Linked DNA regions of Mus musculus: region 2 is linked to region 1. A link is a contact called in ENCODE Hi-C or POLR2A ChIA-PET data. All regions are on one chromosome and are shown on one strand. Each heading gives the region's core, a stretch centred on a gene start or an enhancer-like site at or near the end of the contact. The rest is flanking DNA. Distances are from core to core; before and after follow the strand shown.

Region 1 (7,212 bases), core at 3,170-5,669:
GCTTGGTGCATCCTGCAATTTCTACATGCAATTTCATGTTGTAGGGATTATATAGCACATGTTTGTGGGTCCAGAAACAGCGAACTCAAACGACCAGATGGTAGCTACACATTTGCTACTGAACACTCAGACTGGAGTAACGGTTGAGTAGCATACAATTCCCAGTAGTCAACTTGACTACATCTGGAATGAACTACAATCCAGAGATGACGGGCACACCTGTGATCAAGATCTTGAGGCTTTTGATCTAGATCTTGAGACATAGTGGCCAGGAAAAGCTTAGGCCCAGCCAAGGTGGTGCATGCCTTTAATCCCAGAAGACAGAAACAGGCAAGGCAGATCTCTGAGTTCAAAGTCACCCTGGGACTGAGCAAGTTATATTCACTTGTCAACACATCTGTTGGACCACACTTCTTCATGATCCCAGCTTATACAGAAGACCAGCTGAAACACCTAGCCTCGTGGAACTGAGCAACTACTAGATTCTTGGATGTTCCATTCAGAGCTGTCCACTGTTGGGTTAGTTGGACTGCAGACTATAAGTCATTCCAGTAATTTACCTTATTTTCTAGAGATAGTCCATAAGTTCTGTGACTAGAGAACCCTAATACAGTCTTCAAATCTAAGTGAGTGGTGGCAACCTCGCTGTCAACTTTGGACTCTTAATCGCCTTAGGCAACCGAGTGCTGCTTGTGCTTTTACCATCCAGAACAATGTTAAGACCCAAGCAGAAGTGTTAGCTTCTGAATGGTCAGTTAGCCGAACTCCTCCCATGGTGGACAGAGACTCTGGGAGTCAGGAAGACCCTCCCTTTCAGGTTTTAGACCAGGGACCTAGGACAAGATGCCGGAATTTCTGGCCCCAAACTCTACCATCCTTCCAGGGCTAAAGAAGGTCAGCATCCTGAAATTCAACTAGTCTCACCATTGTGTGCATAGCATAAGAAGTATGTGGTCCAGAGGACCTGTTGAGGTGGCCACTGAATACTAGGGAGCAGGTCTGGTTCCATTCTAACAGGAGTACCATCATCTTAACTGAACTAATAAGAACCCTACACAAACTTTTCATCAATCCATGGAGTTAAATAAATGCCCTCAACAATTCTATAGTGAGAAATAAATGAAACTTCGTGAGACCACCTAATCAGCCTAGAATAGCAGTAAGTGAGCTATAAAACTAACTTGATTTAAACAGGCCAATACTTAAGAAGGTACAAGGTACACCAATCAGTGCTTCCATGGGTTTCTGTGCCTAGGAACCTTTATCTTCTCACGGGGCACATGGTTCTGTTGACAGTCTCAATCACAGACCCTCCACGTGCTGTCTTTAAACCATGCTGCATGGGAAAGAGGTACTGTCAGTTTATCACTGGTACTAAGATGTGCCCATATGAAGAACCACCATTTTGCAAATGAAAAAACACCAAGCTACACAAAGAGCTGGAGCCCCAATTTTAGTGAGTCTACATCAGAGCTAGCCGGAGTTTTGTTTTAAGAGTGCTTTTTTAAAAAAAAAATTTTTTTTTAATTAGGTATTTTCTTCATTTACATTTCGAATGCTATCCCAAAAGTCTCCCAGACCCTCCTCCCTACTCCCCTCCCCACCCCACTCCCACTTCTTCGCCCTGGCGTTCCCCGTACTAAGGCATATAAAGTTTGCAAGACCAAGGGGCCTTTAAGAGTGCTTTTATAATCACTAGGACATATCACATCATCTTTACTTAATAAAGTAAATAAAGTAATAAAAAAATTAAATACCCATGATGCATAATTATGACATAACACGCCAAAAGTCAAGTAAAAAATGCAAAGTTGGTTCTTTGAGCTGTCCTCTACTGAAGAAACACTATAATGTCTGCCTTCTCACTGAGAGGGCAGCTTCTTTTGCCTCCCCATGTGTGCCCAACATATTCAGAAGGAACTGGGGCTATGCACCAAGGACATGAAGGAAGGCACACCAAACTCCATATGTCAGTCAATGGACGGCATCCTCTCCTCCAGCTTTGTAGCCTGAGATGAAGCTCAATTCTGAAGGAGCAATGTGTAGGAACCACTGGGCTGCTGAGTTAACAAAGCTGCTGAGTCTGGTGTTCATGTGTGCATTCCTTAGATGACCCCACTCTTCTAGCACTGGCAGATTTCGTTCTGCACTGAGTCAAGTACAGAGGAGCAAACTCAAGACACTATGCAAGGGCCAGGCATTAAAGAAAACAGTATGGTCACCCCTCCCCCACCCCCCAAAAGGCCCTCCCACTTCCTCACCTGCTCTCACCACCGCCTAGTCCTAACCAGCTGCAATTCAGATCAGTCTCTGCATTCAGCCCATAAAATGTCTATTTTTAACAAGGAGGCATGATTAAATCATATCAAATGTCTTGTTTACTACATTAACCTCAGTTTCTGCTTAATATATTTCTCAAAGAAAAGAAGACAGCTTGCCTGGAATGGCCAGGTTTTAATGAACCTATGCTGGATATGAGAGATCTCCACTAGGGAAAAGCCAGGCTTTTCAGCCCATATTTAAAGGCATGATATACTCATGAATGAGCCATAGAATTGAATTTAAAGCCTTGGAATACAAGCTCAGGCACAAGCACTGTCACCTTCAGGTTCACTAAAAGATTTGAAAAACTAATGTTTGTTATTGTTAGGAGGCAGAGTCAGGAATTTGTCAGTTCAAGACCAGCCGGACTACATAGCAAGTTCCTGACCATCCTGATGGAGAGAGAAGAATATAAAGGATGGAGGGAGGGAGACATCACAGGATGGTCCTGGTTTTGAAGAAAAATTTATTTTAGCATAATCTGCGGGGGGGGGGGGGGCAGTTGCCTCAAAAGAACATTCTATTCTTAGATTTGAGGGTTGATAGGCATGTAACACCTGTGCCCAGGCCATGTCCTTGGTACATAGGCCCAGGAGTGAGTCCCCTGATCTGACTAGCTAGGTGGGTGTCTCCTCCCATCTTCACTGCTTGGCATTTGTCCCTGCAGAGGCTACACACCGAAGTGAACCATCTCCCCAGACAAAGGCGTACCTTCCTACCCTCAAGGGTATTCCAAGCTACTCCCTGCTAGAACCTCCAGCCAAGGCCTCAAGCATATTGTTCTCCGCTGTCTATCTATTAAGAGGCTCTGGAAAAGCATGCAGGAAGGCTTCATGGTTTCTTTTCCCCCTAGACCCAGCTTAAGCAATGCCACAGTGTATATACACTACCTAAATTCTATCCAGCTTGTATATTTTAAGATTTATTTTAACTTATGTGTATGAGTGTTTTGCCTGAAAGAAAAGGAGTCGGATCCCCCTGAAACTGGAGCTGTGAGAACTGAACCTGGGTCCTCTGAAAGAGCAACAACTGCTCTTAACTTCTGAGCCATTTCTCCAGCTCCTCTATCCTGCTTTCTTAGCAAAGGTGTGCAGCACACTACAGTCTATAATATACACAGACTAAACCCACCAACAACCCCCATGGAGCTCTGTGAGTATGGGGCCAAGCTGCAGCGTCACCACGAGCAGCCCAGGAGAGCCAGTTCCATTAAGACACACACACAGCAGACACTCAGGAAGGAGCCTTCCTTCCTACACACCTCCCACCTTGCCTAATCGGTGGGCCACACACGTAGTGCTCCATCAACAAAAGCCGTGAAAAGTATTATCGTCTTTGTGGCTTATGAAAAGCCGTAATTCTCCTTCCTGTTTTACTCAAAGCCACCTGAAGTTGCCTGGTCTTAAACATGGCCCACCTAAGCTACCAGAGGCAGGAAAGAGGGGTTCTTCCTCGGGAAGATGGAAAAACAAAGTGGTTCTAAATTTGCACACACATTTCTAAACCCACCATCCCAGGGCCTTCAGAAATGCCCGAGGGAGGAAGAACTTTCCTCGACTGCTCTGTGGCTGAGAACACCTGGGGTTGCAGGATGAGCAATAACAGAAAACTTACCATAAAGAGGGAATGTGAACAACATTAGAAAACCTTTCAGGAAGGGGGGGCGGGGGAGAGAAAGCAGCCTCCAGACTCGGGGCCAGGTGGGCAAGGACAGCAGTTTTCTGCCAAGCTGAAAAATATAGGTAAAAAGATTAGGCCTACGCAACTTTTGTTTGCTACACATCCAGCACCCAGGATGGCCCTGGTCAGAAGGCTGCTTGGCTCCTGGCTACCGTGGTGTTTTTTCTTTCTTGACAATTCACTTCCCCAATAGGCATGGTGCCAACTCAAATGAGACTCAGAGCACTGAAAAGCCCTTCAGGTAAACAGTGTGATAAGCTAAACTGAAAAACTAGACAATGTTTTTGGACTATGAGGTAGTTGCTATGGAGACAGTTGCTAATTAACTGCTTTCAAGCAGGAGAACAAAGGGCTCAGGGCAGGCAGGCCTCTGTATCTCCTAGCTAGCAATGCATGGAGCTTGCGCAACAGCACGTCGCTCATATCTGGAATACCTGAGACCCGGCTGGTCGGCTAGATGCCTGGGGAATTGACAAAAGTACATTTTCTTCATCTTGACCTGGATTAACGGCACCTGGCCACCAGTACCTGTCAGGGAAGCAAGCTACACAGTAAAATGGCAGATTGCAGAGTAGCAACAAAAAGCCTGGCCCTTTCCTGAACAGTTATCTCCATTGCTGAGTGGAGACAATGGGGAATGGTTTGGATGGAGGGCTGAGCAGAAGAACTTTTTTTGTTTGGGGTCCTGGGGTTATACCCAGAGCTTTGCACATACATGCTAAGCATGCATTCTATCATGGAGATAAATGCAAGAGAATGAGTAATTTGTATGTAGGCGTGTGTTTCTAATATGCATGCATGAGGCCACAAATCTACAGGAGGTGCTTTCCGCCTTATTTTTTGAGACAGGGTCTTTTATTGAATATGGACCACACTAATAGGCCTGACTGTCTGGCCTGAGAGCTACCGAATCCACCTGTCTCTACACCCCAGCACTGGTGTTCCCATGCTTGTACAGCAAGCACTTAACGCCCTGAGGCAGCATCTCAGCGTGCCTGCACCCCAATCTGTAAATGATAAGTTCAACTTTTCATGCTTTACTACAGACCCCCCCCCAAAAAAAGTTATTTCAAAACAAAGGCATAATCTCTCCTCTTTTGGGATTCAAGTTCCCTATGGAAAACGATGTCTGGATATAGCTCAAGACCCAACAATAAAACCTATAATCACACCATACTCTTTGGCTCCAACATTATGCAATAATAACTAACTCAATAAACATGCACAAGAGTGCAACTGAAATGTGTCTATCTATCGCGGGCTCTTTCCTCCTCGGTCGCCATCCCAAGCTGACTGGGCTGATCCTGAGGCGGCAATGCTATTCTGAAGGGCTGGCCCCAGAGCTACAGTCCTTTACCAACATCAACACTGAAGCAGCATTAGCTGCTAGTGACAACCTCGTCTTGGAAAGACTCTGATGCCTCCACTGAGACCCAAGTTGTTTGTGCCAGGTTACATGAAACATATCTGCATTAAATAAATGTCCAGTAAGCTTTGCCTCCGAGAACACATCAAACACTCCTCTTCACTCTTAAGAATTTCAGATCAATTCGACCTGGAGCATCTACCTTCATTACCAGAGGCAGAATAGGGATTAAGCAGGCCATGATTCTCAGAGACACAATAAGAGAATTCTCAGCTGGATTCTGGGGTGTTCATAAACAACCTTAGAAAAGGCTGATGGTTTTCTGGCATGGCTGACATCCAGCAAAGTGCACGAGCTGTCAAAGCAGACATGCTGGATCACACCCAGGTCCTTGCGGCATGGTCTTTTGCAATACTGGCCCCTTTGAGCTCTGGCTTTCCCATTTGCAAAAGATACCAGTTTCAGAGCTACTGAGCTAGCTGGCCGCTTGCTCCAGTCCCTAGTCTATAGCAAGCAGTCAAGAGACCACAGCTGTTTACCACAGCCTCCATTTATTAACTGCTTTCCTTTACAATGGCATAAAGCTGCTGGAGACTTTAATTCCCCAGGAAAAGGAAATAGGGATTTTTCAATAGGGACACGTGACTCTCTCTGCCCACAATACAAACGACCGTGTCCAATGCCCATGGTTTGAACGGTGGGCACTGGACCTGTCACACTTGGGCTTGGTTGCTGGTATGAACTGGGTCTGTTCTTGTGAAAACAAGGAGTTAACTTGTTCTGCAGCAGGCAGTTTTTAAATAAGGCTTGCAGCCCAAGCCCCTCCCTACCTGGGTTAAATTTCATCAGCCAGTGCCCAGGGGCATCTCACCTCATCTCATTTCAATCTGTTTCCTCCACTCCTTCCAGACTGTCCCCATCCATCCATCCATCCATCCATCCATCCACACATTCAACAGAACTTACCAGCCATGAAAGTTGTGGCAGACATGGTACGCTAATGCAGGGAACACAAAAACCCGACCCCAACTCACAAGAGATTCAAAGGCCAGCGTCAGTGTCCTGACATAGGACCCTTAAAACTCGATGAAAAGGAGCTGGTAAGATAGCTCAGTGGTGAAGGCTCTTGTCAAGCCTGACAACTGATCTCAATCTCCCAAAGCCGGAGAGAGAACTGACTCCCACAAGCCACCCTCCACCCACGCGCTGTGGTGGGCGCTCTCCCCGCCCCCACCCCCCGAGAGAACAAGCGCTGTGGGGGGCGCTCTCCCCGCCCCCACCCCCCAAGAGAACAAGTAACTGGGAAAAGTCAGGCACGGTTGTGCATACCCGTAACCTGGGAGGCTGAAGCAGGAGGATTAAGAGTTTAAAGCCAGCCGGGCGTGGTGGCACATGCCTTTAATCCCAGCACTCAGGAGGCGGAGGCAGGTGGATTTCTGAGTTCGAGGCCAGCCTGGTCTACAAAGTGAGTTCCAGGACAGCCAGGGCTACAAAGAGAAACCCTGTCTTGAAAAACCAAAAGAGTTTAAAGCCAGCCTAGACTGCCTACTGACCTGAGCTACTTAAGACTTAGTGAGACTCACTTCCTAAGAAGAGCACGTGCTCAGAGGTGGAGACCAAGTTTTCCTAGAGGAGAAAACCAGGGTTGTTGGGGCACTCTTACTTTTGGTACCACCATGCACATCCACCCTGAAACTTGTATCCCAACCTGCAAATACAAGAGGGACCAGTATGGGGGAAAGGCAGGAAAGCTGGAGAACAGGCAATATATTAGGCTCTGTTATTCTCCACTCCCTCTGACACCTAATTCCTTGGCTTGGCTGTCTCCCACCACCCACCTCTGC
Region 2 (7,212 bases), core at 1,393-3,892, 35 kb before region 1:
TAATTCACACACTGTGTACACAGAACATGACAATAAGGGCATTCATGGTGCGGCCTGATTCGCAGATCAAAGCTAGCAGAGGGCCAGGAGGGCCAGCTGTAAGCAGGCTCGGCTGCTGGATGCTTCGTGCTTTTCACAGGCTTGGAAAGGCTCTCCCCGGGACCTGGCAAGCCGGCCTCTTTCCTGAGTTGTATTGCTGAGCAAACTCTGAACTGGAATGGGGTGCCCTCGGGGACTGCGAGAGAGGCAGCCAATCCATGTGTATTTGGGAATGCTGGGAAAGCCACACAGCTCTGAGCCACTCCAAGAGCTGCCTCCTGGCTGGTGCACGATCAGGGTAAGAGTTCCTAGGACGGGTGGTACCTAAAAATATTCGGTCTAAAAACACTGTATGATACCTGGACAGCCTAAACCAGGCACTGTGTCTTCCCATTTAACCTGCAAGGCCACCCTGAGGACAGGTGACAAAGAGTCTTATTTTAAAAGTGCGTCATAGAACCTCAGGTGTGGGAAATCTAAGATAAGACATTCATTGTTACTAGTGATAGCTCTACAGTTAATTAACTCAATTCACTCACACGTGGTGACCAGTGTGCATTTAGCCACTGTGTATTGCGCACATGCACACACCTTGATGTCTAAACGCACAGGCTTCTCAAATCCTAAACATTCCAGATCCTGCAGAGGAGACTCTAGTAGGGACAGGACTTCCTCCTCCCGAGATTTCACACTATTCACTGAGGGCAGGAACCAGGAGAAAGCCATAATGGTGACTTCCTCTTTGCAAACACACGCTGCTCACCAGCTGTGACTGTAAGTCCTTCCCCCTTTTCTCTCTCATTCAGAATGGTTTCCTCCTAATCACAATAATTCTGAAAGTGCTAAAACATATCAATCGTTGGCTAAGCCTCGCCTACAAAGGGGCCAGCCGGCTGGCTTTTATGGCCTTGTCCGCAGCAGCTGATACTTCATTCAGCGACAAATCCAATTTGGCAGTTACAAGAGGGTTAGCATCCCTGAAAAACTATTGGGGTTGATCTGGCGCTCTGAGTAGACACATGCTCCCTCCCGGACATGCTGCTCTGCGGGTTTGTCTGCGGCCATACTTGGGTGTCTAGAAACAATAGTCTTTCTTGCACCCCCAAACACAACCCCTACGCCTGTACAATCTGATGGTGGTAGTGGTGACAGAGGAGGCAGCAGCCAGGCTAAGTGTTGGTGCAAAGTGACTAGTGGGCTTTATGGATGGACTCACTGACAAGGGAAAGTAGTAGTCACTCTACTTGTCACAGATTCCTAATACTGGGCAAAAGGAGATTGCTCTTAAATCTTTGTGTTTTAGGCCAGCTCTAAAGATGAGAAAATGTTAAGATTTTTTACCATTTGAATAAAATCTGCTTTGTAATAAGGACTCAGAACTAACCGAATCTGAAATTAAACTGCTCTTTCAAACATCAAATCGTGCCCCATGAGGGAGAGCAAGAGATTGACAGAAAGAATATTCATTTTTAAACGTTTACGTTCTTTCTAGCTTACTAAAGTTCAAGAGTCTCCAGAGAAAATAACTTAAATAATTCAGTCATAAAAAGAACCCCCATCCACCACCAAGATGTCATTTTTAAGCCACAAGGTAATTTATAAAGATAAAAAGGAAGTGATGTAACAGGAACTGGGGCTGGTTAGTCCTTAATATTAGGCTTTGTAGGCAATAGTTGGTTATTTATCCCAGCTACAGTTCTAATGACATTTAAAAAAAAAAAAAAAAGTGAGCCACAGGGACATCTGGTTTAAAAACATAAAATTTTTTCCGTGCCATAAAAGAGACACATGCAATTGTGGCTGGCGAGTTATCAGTGATGGAATATTCCATACATGGAGTTTTCATTTCATGGAGTTTTAAAGAGCTTATTCTTCCCTGTGCGCTTTAGAAAGAACAAACTGAAACAACAAACAAAACACACCCCTGGAGGGGCTGGTGAGATGGCTCAGTGGGTAAGAGCACCCGACTGCTCTCCCGAAGGTCAGGAGTTCGAATCCCAGCAACCACATGGTGGCTCATAACCATCTGTAACAAGATCTGACGCCCTCTTCTGGAGTGTCTGAAGACAGCTACAGTGTACTTACATATAATAAATAAATAAATCTTTAAAAAAAAAAAAAAAAAAAAAAAAAAAAAAAAAAAAAAAAAACACACCCCTGGAGGCTGCTGACAAATAAACCATTAGATTAATATTTTGTCAATGCCACTTGTCACAACAAAAGCGGCAGCATTTCTCATTTACTTGAAGACTGGTTTAATTAAAATTCAAAAAACCGCGACAAACCTATATTGAATTTCATTGGCTGCACGGCAATTACTCACTTTGTAGCTGACTATAAACAGAATTTTATTACATCCACAAAATGAATGAAAAAGCTAACAGGAACTATGACACCGAGAGCAAGCCCCGCCTCTTCCACTTGAAATGAGGAGCTACTTCCTATTAATGTGACCTAAGAAAACGAGGAGCCCTGAGTTCCTTTTCCCAATGCACAGGCAGGATGGACATGCCTGCAGGGCCCTGACTCACACCAGGGCTCAGCTCCACAGGAACAGATCTGGCAGAGCCTGGTGAGCGAATCCCACACCCCACCCCCTCTACCAACAGAAAGAGTCTGACTTGGCTCAAACCCAAAACTGAGACAATGGAGGCTGCCAGGCATGATGGATGACTTAGAAGACTTAAAACCACCATTTGCATTCTCCCAGATAAACAATTAGCTGGGGGGGTGGGGGGGGAGAGGAGTGGGGCTGTGGGGGAGGGGCGTCCAGGGAGCTGAAAGCAACCTGCAAGTATCTCTCATCTGCCTGGATGAAAAAAAAGACTTGCTTAGTGAAATCAGGTTGGTTTACTTTAAAAACAGCTAAGGCATTATCTTAAGGTGTCTCATTGGAATGAGAAGAAACCGAGGGTTAGAGAAAGTTTAGAGCAGTTCAAGTCAGGGAAGGTTTACAGGTCGAACAACCCTCTAGCATCAGGTGTTCCAACCATAGTGTGCATGATGCCCCAGACCTTCTTCCTTTATCTTTCAATCCGCATAATTATAATAGGCAGCACAGTAACTTTTTACGGAATAAAGACGGGTGGGAATATACGTGATTTAAACATGAGGGAAAGGAAACAGACTATAGACACTTTTGCCAGGCACTGAAGCAGCGCACAGTTTCTTGGGTTCATGAAGAGCTTGGGTGAGGGTAAGAGATGCCTGGTAGAGAACGGAGAAATGTCTTAAAAGTCAACCTTAATTTCTCCGGAAAGATTTACAGGCCTGAACAAGAGTGCCTCCGGAAGTCCACCAATTCTCCATTAAAGCAGGAGGTGGCAGTGTAGTTTCCATGGTAACAGAGACTCTCGCTTGCCAGCAAGCTTGTTGTATACTGCCAAAAGTTTCTCCTCAAATCTCAACTTCCTGTTTGCAGGTGCTAACAAAACCAGACAGACTTTTAAGTACTAGCAAACAGTGCAGTGATTTTCCCCCCTAAAGGGGGATTCTAAATCTTGGGTTTTGGCAAAAGTGGCCTGGCAGGTTCACAAGGCTTTGCAACTAGACCTCTCAGGAGAGGCTCAGAGAACAATCTGAAAGGAGTTAGGAGCCTCCTGAGGACTTTCAATGAGTTAAATGTATTTGCTGTAATATTATAATGTGTTATGACAAGCTATATATGAGCATAATAGGCTCTTGTGATTAACACTAGTCTGGTTTTTCTTTCTGTGTGTTATAGTTGAGTTGATGGTTTGAGGGGTGGCAACAGCCTGATTTACCAGAACTCAAAGACAAAAAAGACATCTGAATACACTGTATGCTTTTGCCCTCCCTCCCTCCCGTGTGTATATGTGTTGGCATTGGGTGTCTTCTTCAACCTTGTTTTTTTAAATATATATATAGTCTCACTGAGCCTGGGGCACACATATTCAGCTCCAAGAATCCCCCTGCCTCTGCTTCACCAGCATTAGGACTGTAAACAAGAGTGGCTGAGCCCAGTTTTTAATATGGATGCTCAAAATCCAAACCCATGGACCCACAGCAGTTACTTTCCACCCTGCACCACTGCTGAGCCCTGACTACAGTCCTTTAACATCTGTAATCCTGGCATCTGTTGTGTCTCATGATACACCTTAAAATACACTCTTCCTCCGTGTGAAGAGAGAATTACAGGAAAGTACGGACTAGAAGTCTCCCATTAACAGTGTCAGCTTGTGGCAAAGTTGCTAGCCTTTTTAGTCTTAGTTTCTTCATGGGTCTAATTCAATGCCACTGTGCCCTCTGACTACTTTTACATATTCTCCTCTAAGACACACGTAGACAGGACAGGAAAGCAGTCCCCGTTTTATTAGGGATCTTCAATTAATAACCCTCTTTCTTTCTTCTGTGCAAACCAAGGCAAAGTGTTCTCTCCATGTCAGCAACCCAGAGGGCTTGGGGAAGGAAGCTCCTAACATCTGGTATCATTTGAAGACAAACTATAAAACAGCATGAAAACCAACAGCAAACCCCCCCCCCCCGCCCCCGCCCCAGCTTCTCCTGGGCGAATGGAAAGCTCTGGAGAAGAGGAATCTATGGTAGCACACTACTCATTCAGGAGTCATCTTGCCTTCACAAGCACTGCGCTGCATTGACTGGAGGACCAGAAGCCACTGACTGGGGTTGGAGGCGTGGAGAAGGCAGCAAACGGGACAGGAGGAAGGGCCTTCTGTCCTTCTGCAACCAGAGTCCCATATGTCACAGTACACAGCAAATGTAGGTGGGAGAAAGGCACGGCATAATAGCTAACTTTTAAAATCTCTGAGTAACCTACTTTTATAAGTCCCACAGGATAGGGTAGCGCCCCACCAGATATCCCCGCGCATAGCAGGTTCTCAAGTTAAAAGGCTCTACCAGACAAGTGGCTATGGTCAATAACACAAGGAGGAAAGTGTTCTGATTCAATTTTCAGACATGTCTATCTCTGGACAATCCACCTTAAAAACAAGAAGTGTCTCCTGCGCACACCCCCAACCCCTGTGAAGACCACAAAGGTACCAGCAAGAGAATATTGTGCTGTCAACTATCAGAATTCTGAGCGCCACTTTATGCAGATCGTATTCAGGTCATGTTCATGGGCACCACCATTTCTAACAGAGTCAGTGTCTCAAGTGCATACAGCCAACCTCTAGACATTTAATTAACAATGCTTTTCATTGCTCTGATAAAAGTAATTTAAGTAATGACGGGTTTGTTTGGACCCACAGTTTAAGAGTACACTCTAGCGGGGCGGTGGTGGCGCACACCTCTGATCCCAGCACTTGGGAGGCGGAGACAGGCAGATTTCTGAGTTCGAGGCCAGCCTGGTCTACAAAGTGAGTTCCAGGACTGCCAGGGCTTAACAGAGAAACCCTGTCTCTAAAAAACCAAGAGTACAGTCTAGCAGTGGAGGAAAGGAATGTCAGCCAACTCTCTAATGCGCCCAGGAAGCACAACTGGCTTCCTCCGTCTATTCAGTACAGGGCCCCCAACCCGCAGAATAGAGCCATTCACATGTCACCTGAGTCTACCTACAACAAATGACTGGATCTGGAAACTCCAGATGTGTCCAGATTTGATTCATCTTGTCAAGCTGACAACCAATATTAACCATTACAGATGGATACTTCATTCACGCAGATAAACACGTAAGAGTTAAGTGGGAACCATTACCACAAACAACTACCTCAGTTTAGGAATGAAGACTGACCTTTCTCTGAAACTGAATGAGATCTTTACATGAACGCCACTGAGTGCTAATTTAGCTTCATACAAAAGCACGGTAGATGGGTCCCAGGTTCCCTGAGTGTCTCAGTATGATGCTTCTACCAGATAGTAAGGTGAACTTTGGGAAAGGTCAGACTCCATTCTGTGAATGGGAACTCGGGTGTAGATGCTGTCAAGAAAGGAATGCCTAAACATCTCAACAGGAATGCCCAACAGGATGATGGGGAAGTAAGATTGGGGACTGAACTACTTTGTACCTCCTGAGACTTACTCAGTGTAGGTCCAAAGAAAGGCCATCGGCGGCAAGGCACTGTGCTGTAAGCCTTTAATCTTTACATTTGGGAAGCTGAGGCAGGAGGACAGCTGTGAGTTCAAAGCTACAGGGGCTACATAATGAGTTCCAGGCCACTATAGGCTATAAAATAAGACCCCAAGACAAGATGGAACAAAACAAAAAAAGAACTAAGAAAAGGAAGGGAAAAGAATGGAGGAAAGACGGATGAATCTCGAGGGTGACTGGTATTTTTAGCTCCACAATTCTTGGAATCAGACTACCACAGGAGAAGGAAGCAAGAGCAGTGGCGGAGGCAGTGAGCTGCATCTTGAGTAGGTGAACTTGAGAGGAAAAGCCATCCACAGTGGAGCCCTCAGGAAGCAGCTGGCTGTGCAGAGGGGTAGAATCTACTAGAGCAGACTCCAAGGTCACATGGCTGGCCACAAACCCAAGAGAATAAAAGGTAAGTCTGGCAGAACTTAGAAGGAAACAGAAAGAGAGGCGGAGAGAGGCTTGAAAACAGGCAATGGTAGCATAGGGGATGGAGACAGGAGTAACTGAGATATAGCCATTAGAGTCCAAAACTCTTGTGTGATGCTGGGCAGAGACATACCATGAGCCTCTGGGAGGTCACTGTGGAACATTCTACAAGACACCTACAGAATGCTAACATAGGATGTTCTCAGTCTCACTACAAGTGGAAATGAGAAAGAGGGGACCCTGGAGAGCCTTTTAGGAAGAGGAAATAGGAGGAAGGAACACCCCCAAACATGTGTAAGCGCTGAGGTGGAGGGTGGTCACCCACATGGCCAGTAGCTGCTGAGCTACTCATACGAGATTTTTTAGGGAAAGGGAAATAAATCAATGTATTCTGTGACAATCAATAGCCTATATAGAACTGACAATAAAAATGGCAAAACAAATATTTTAGTATCTGAAAGTTGCATAAAGCAAATGCTTGACAGTAATAAAAATTTAGCCAATATGAAGTATTTAGGCGTGTGTATATGTGTGTCTGATGCCACGCATACTGTTGGAACTGCTACTACCTAGAGTCACTTAATTTCAGGCTCTAGAAGTTTGAAGGCAGGTTCCCTCATCAGCACACAATGTCTCATTGAGCATCCACAAATCATTCCCCCTTGCCTGGGAGCTGCTCAAAGTGATCC

What was found. A loop is a pair of places that touch in the nucleus more often than their neighbours do. ChIA-PET counts read pairs that join two places held with the same protein, here RNA polymerase II (POLR2A).
Region 2: POLR2A ChIA-PET joins it to region 1 with 22 read pairs in Patski. The contact joins two enhancer-like sites. A Hi-C loop is called at or near these places in 1 of 37 maps with a recorded cell type or tissue (heart). POLR2A ChIA-PET finds 5 or more read pairs at or near these places in 3 of 5 experiments (Patski and embryonic stem cell).

Annotation. Positions count from the first base shown.
Region 1 is chr7:112,785,607-112,792,818 of GRCm38, reverse strand. The region is part of intron 2 of Tead1 (TEA domain family member 1); the gene reads right to left. Among named protein-coding and RNA genes, the nearest start is that of Tead1, 110 kb to the right of the region's middle. Within about 2 kb of position 4,419, at least 1 of the 3 ENCODE cell types and tissues checked has a DNase peak (open chromatin) inside an H3K27ac peak, as active enhancers do; it is heart, where a contact is called at or near this core.
Region 2 is chr7:112,819,226-112,826,437 of GRCm38, reverse strand. The region is part of intron 2 of Tead1 (TEA domain family member 1); the gene reads right to left. Among named protein-coding and RNA genes, the nearest start is that of Rassf10, 130 kb to the left of the region's middle. Within about 2 kb of position 2,642, at least 1 of the 3 ENCODE cell types and tissues checked has a DNase peak (open chromatin) inside an H3K27ac peak, as active enhancers do; it is heart, where a contact is called at or near this core.